2 separate regions of the Homo sapiens genome follow, and region 2 is linked to region 1. The links are chromatin contacts, found by Hi-C or POLR2A ChIA-PET in ENCODE. All regions are on one chromosome and are shown on one strand. The core of a region is the stretch at or near the end of the contact, and the rest is flanking DNA. Distances in the headings are between cores, read along the strand shown. Region 1 holds the start of ZNF346 (zinc finger protein 346). Region 2 holds the start of GRK6 (G protein-coupled receptor kinase 6).

The links. Hi-C counts contacts between places; a loop is a spot of excess contacts on that map. ChIA-PET counts read pairs that join two places held with the same protein, here RNA polymerase II (POLR2A). Pooled maps may share reads with other maps.
Region 2: a loop to region 1 is called in a pooled map, with 8 times the contacts of the local background. The contact joins the promoter of GRK6 here to the promoter of ZNF346 in region 1. A Hi-C loop is called at or near these places in 8 of 50 pooled maps. POLR2A ChIA-PET finds 5 or more read pairs at or near these places in 2 of 52 experiments (A673 and WTC11).

What each region holds. Positions count from the first base shown.
Region 1 is chr5:177,021,429-177,023,954 of GRCh38, forward strand. It overlaps ZNF346 (zinc finger protein 346), which reads left to right and starts at 1,268. Exons shown (of 7, transcript NM_012279.4): 1 at 1,268-1,485. The coding sequence starts at 1,311. It also overlaps a transcript of UIMC1 not described here. RefSeq lists enhancers at 972-1,509, 1,033-1,082, 1,510-2,046 and a silencer at 1,483-1,632.
Region 2 is chr5:177,425,416-177,427,941 of GRCh38, forward strand. GRK6 (G protein-coupled receptor kinase 6) reads left to right here and starts at 1,261. Exons shown (of 16, transcript NM_001004106.3): 1 at 1,261-1,482. The coding sequence starts at 1,431. RefSeq lists enhancers at 345-514, 935-1,474 and a silencer at 1,185-1,834.

The DNA.
Region 1 (2,526 bases), core at 18-2,517:
AAAAGTAACATTTTAGATGGGATAGCCAGACAAGGTATTTTAGATAGAGTAGCCAGAGAAGGAAGTGGGAGACTGAGCCATGAAGATATATGAGAGAAATTCACCCCAGGAGGCCTGGATAACTGGGACAGGAATTAAGGAGTTGGGGACTGAGTAACACATCAGGATCAGGGAGGTTAAGGGAAGTCAGATTGTACAGGGCCTTGTTGGTCGAAGTAAGGACTTTGGCTTTTTTTTTTTTTAGTCGGAGTTTCGCTCTTGTTGCCCAGGCTGGGGTGCAATGGCGCCAGCTCGGCTCACAGCAACCTCTGCCTCCCGGGTTCAAGCCATTCTCCTGGCTCAGCCTCCGAGTAGATGGGATTACAGGCATGTGCCACCACACCCGTCTAATTTTGTATTTTTAGTAGAGACGGGGTTTCTCCATGTTGGTCAGGCTGGTCTCGAACTCCGGACCTCAGGTGATCCGCCCCCCCTTAGCCTCCCAAAGTGCTGGGATTACAGGCGTGAGCCACCGCGCCTGGCCGGACTTTGGCTTTTACTAAGAGTGAGATGGGAAGCTGTTGGAGGATTTGAGAACCTAAGCGTCATGATCTGACTTGTCATAAGAGGATTCCTGGAACTGCTGTGCTGGGAATGCCAGTGAGGTTGCTACTACAATAACCTAGGCAAGAGATGGTGGCTCCCAAAGACACGGGAAGGAGCAGCTCTGGGGTTGGAAGATAAAATTTGGGGTCTGACAGCTACATTGGAGAAGCCTATTAGCCATTCGAGTGAACTGTGGAAGAGGCAACTGGATGTATACAGGTCCGGAGTCTCGGGGAAGATCAGAGCTGGGAGCTGGCACTTGGAACTCAACAAATAGTATGTATTATTAGCAGTAATATGGAACCTTAGCTGTACTACTACTTACTAGTAGCGAGCTCTTGAGTTAACCATTTTTAGGTTCTGGGCCTCAGTTTCCCTGTGAATGAAATGGCGAAAACACTCCCACATAACGGGACCTTGAGAACGAAATGAAAAGTATCAAGGGCTGACCGTGAGCAAGGTGAGAGCCATGAGCCAAAACCACACGAGCCTCTCCGGGAGGGGGGGGTCACTGCTGCGGAATCAGCGACAGGTTTCCGAATCCACGGCACACGCTCTGAGGTACCAGAGGTAGCAAAGCAAAATAAGCGCGGGGTCCCGCACGGCAGCGCGGGTGCAGCGCCCAAACCTCGCGAGATTTGTTGGCTGGGCCAAGTACCACCCACCAAATCTCGCGATACCTAGGCGCCTGAGAGGCTCTCTACCGGTGAGGGTTTGCGGGGAAGATGGAGTATCCCGCGCCGGCCACGGTGCAGGCCGCGGACGGCGGAGCGGCCGGGCCTTACAGCAGCTCGGAGTTGCTGGAGGGCCAGGAGCCGGACGGGGTGCGCTTTGACCGCGAGAGGGCGCGCCGCCTGTGGGAAGCCGTGTCCGGTGCCCAGCCGGTGGGTAGAGAGGAAGGTGAGTCGGGGGCTTTGGAGGCAGAAAGCCCCTCGCCCGCTGCGCGGCTCGCGGGGAACTGCGGAAGCGCCGACGGTCACACCCCCTGGCCCGCCTCCTTGCGTGCTGCGCCCCGGGACCCCCAGACTTGTGCTCCCCATCCGGGCGCGGGCACCCCAAGAATCGGGCCCCCAGCGCGCTGAGGGTGAAGGGCCGCTCACGCTCAGGCCCTGGGTTTTCCTCCTCCTCCTTCATCATTCACTACAGCGCAGTTTTTCCCACATTCGAGGACTGTCATCCCTATACTCGTCCTGTCGGAGACCTACAGTCTTTGCCATCCCGGTAAGCCAAGCCGAGTGCCCCTCACCACTCCTTGACTCCCCATCGTCCCAATCTCCAGATTTCCTCCTAGGGCCTCTCGCCTCCCTTCTCTCAAGCCCCACACTTCCGAGGGCTCTGGAAGGCCTTCTCCTTACCCCCTGGGTTCCTCCTGGTCTTGATGACTGAGCCCTGGCTTACCCGTTTTTAGCTCTCTGGCCTCTACTTGCTGGGTCCCTTATTCTAAGGTGGGGACAAGGAGCCTGAGAAACTGGTCTGGGTTTGCTTTGGCTCCAGCTTCTTTGTGTCCTACACTTGACCCAAAGTTGCTGAGAACAGTGTATGCAAAGCCACGTTAGGGGTCACTCCTGGGCCGAAGCGCCCCAGCTTGCTCTGCACTTGACCTGAGACTGGGTAAGATGGGATGAAAGAAAGAGAAGGATGGAAAAGAGCTGTCCTGACCTGCTTGTGTGACTCCCTTCACTGTCCTTTACAGAGCCAGCTGCTTGATGCTAACCCAGATGTACAAGAACTCTATCTGGGCTTCTCTGCTAACCTTGTCAGGTATCTGGAGGGAAATCAGATTTCTCCAGTGATTTGTTTGCTTGCTGAGCAGACTTGTCTTCGAAAGTTTAATATGCTATTTGTGAACTGACTGCCCTGGATAAAATTGGATAAAATTGAAATTTTGACCATATCTAAGGAAGGTACACAGACCTATACCCTGGTATATACTTCTCCAAT
Region 2 (2,526 bases), core at 11-2,510, 400 kb after region 1:
GAGCCTCTGCGTTTGCTGTTGCTTCTACTGGATCCGCTCAAATGTCACACCCTGAGAGTGTCACACACTCTCTTAACGTCCGAAGAGCAGTTGTCACTCTCTGAAACCATCTATTTGTTTATTTACAGAATAATTACCTTTATCTCACCCTGCCCTCACTTGCTCCCTCCACTTCTAGCAAGTAAGCAGGGAGCCTGGCTATCTTGCTGCCATCACTGTGTTCTCCAGCACCTGGCTTGGTGCCTGGCACAGAGGTGTTGCTCTGTATTTTCGGATGAATGAATGCATAGGAACTAGAGAAGCCTAGATGGATCCGGCTCTGCCTTACTCGCGGAGTTTGGGCAAGCCTGTTTCCTGCTGCGTGAAGTAGGGGGTGGAGGAAGCGGGGTGTTAAGCTACAAGGTGTTGATTAGCTGTAAGATTTCAGCCTTGTTTTCTCCGTAGTCTTCGGGCTGGAGCCAGCCACTTGACGTCCGGCGCCTCAGCTCCCCACCTGTATAATGGGTGTGAACTCATCCCGAGGTCTAGGGGTGGTAGCGCTGCCTTATAAGGCGGCAGAGGCCGAGGGAAGGCGAGGCCGAGTGGGTGGAGAGAAATCACAACATCCGGCTGCGGGGGCTGGGCGGGGCGCCTGCGGCGACCGGGCAAGAGGTCGGGGAACGGCTGCGAGGCCGCAGCCTCCTCCCTGTCTCTCCCTCTTTCGATGTGCGCCCTCCTGATTGGGGCCGACCCAAGGGAATACGGCCACACAAGTGGACCAAACAAACTCGCTGCCAGCCCGCAGGAGGCCCAGGATACGGAGCGCGTCCCCGACAAAACCCTAGAAAAGCCGTCTGCGAGCCAAAGGCCGCCGGGCCACACCTTCAGGCGACGACCCAATCAAAATGCAGTACTTGAGATGACGGACGTCTTCTTCACCCAATCACATATTCGGCCTCCTGGGCGTGCCCCAGAGTACCCACCTCCATTGTCCCGGCTGAGGGCTCGGCCCTAATTGGCAGTTTGGTATCCTACGAAAGCCTAGAAATTCGAACCTAGGGGCTGAACCCCGCCCTCAGACCAACCAGGAAGAGGTGACGTGATTGGTCCCGCCCCCGTACTTCTTTGAGCGAGTCCCCAGCTGGGGGGGCGGGGGAAAAAATGAAGAGGAAGACTAATGGGAAGACGGCGCGGGGAGCTTCTGCCCGGTGATTGGTCAAATGAGGTAAACAGAGGGCGGGGCAGGGCGGGCCAGCGCCGGGGTGGCCCCCGGGAGGGGGCGGAGAGTGCGCGGCTGGCTGCGGCGGCCGGGGAGGCCGGGGAGGCCGCGGCGCGGTCACTGCGAGCCGAGCCGAGCCGCGCCGAGCCGCGCCGATCGCCATCCGGCCTCGGCACTCGCGCGCGATCCCGGCCGGCGGCGCGGCCCGGCGGGCCAGGCGGCGCCACAGCCCATGGAGCTCGAGAACATCGTAGCGAACACGGTGCTACTCAAGGCCCGGGAAGGTGAGGCGGCCGGGTGGGCGGCCGGGCCCGGGTGCGTGGAGCGCGAGTGCGCTGCGTCTGAGCTCCGCAGGGCTACCCAGCCGTCGGATCCCCTAGGCCCGCGGGCCCTGCGCCTTACACCCCGCCCAGACACGAGCCTTTCCGGCCCGTCGTCTTCCTCCTCCGCACCTGCCCCCGGGATTCGGGGCCCAGGAAGGGGCGGGGGTCAGGCCGCCGCCCTCGCGGCGGGTGGGGGTGAAGGAGTGAAAGAAGGTGAGACGAAGAGGGAAGGGTGGGACCGGAGCCCCAGGAGAGCCTGTCTGAGAGGCAAGCCTCCTCCAGGGGAGAGGTGTAAAGATGCCCCACGTGCCAGGGGCCCAGACCCCAGCACCCTAGCCTAATCCCGCGCAAAGTTGGCGATAGGTAAAGCTGGAGAATGAATAAACGGACCCTCTGCGTAGCACAGCCCACCTGACTTGGGGAAACTCCTGGCCACAAATGCTACTTATAGGACTGCCACTTGCTCCGTGCCTCAGGACACTGAGGGCAGAGGTGAATGGATATTTGCCCTCAGGGAGCCCATGGTCTAGTGGGGCTAGCGGACACAGAAAGAAGTGGGAGCAGAGCATGCTGCTCTGTCAGTATTGTAAGCTCAGAGGTCTGGCTGGGGAAACCAGTCTGGTGGACCGAGTGTGTGTGTAGCTCCTCGTGGCTCCCACCCCAGATGTTATCAGGCACTTGCTCTGTGCAGGTCCTGGGAGACACAGAAGGACCAGATCGGGTCCTCACTGCCTTGTGGTCAGTCTGCCCCCACCTGCCACACTCCACCTCAGTAACATGATCACTGACCACCCACTCTGCCCCACCTTTTCCAGGGTGCTGGGGAAGCAGCAGTAAACAAGACCCATCTTTTTGGAACTCCAGGGCAAGGAGGGAGATTGTGACAGTTTTTCCACCCTTTGCTGGGCTTCCAGGCTTAAAAAGTCATCTGCTTCACCTTTCTACCATATTTTACATGTGGGAAGCTGAGGCTCAAACCAGGGATTAGCATCAGTCACACAGCAA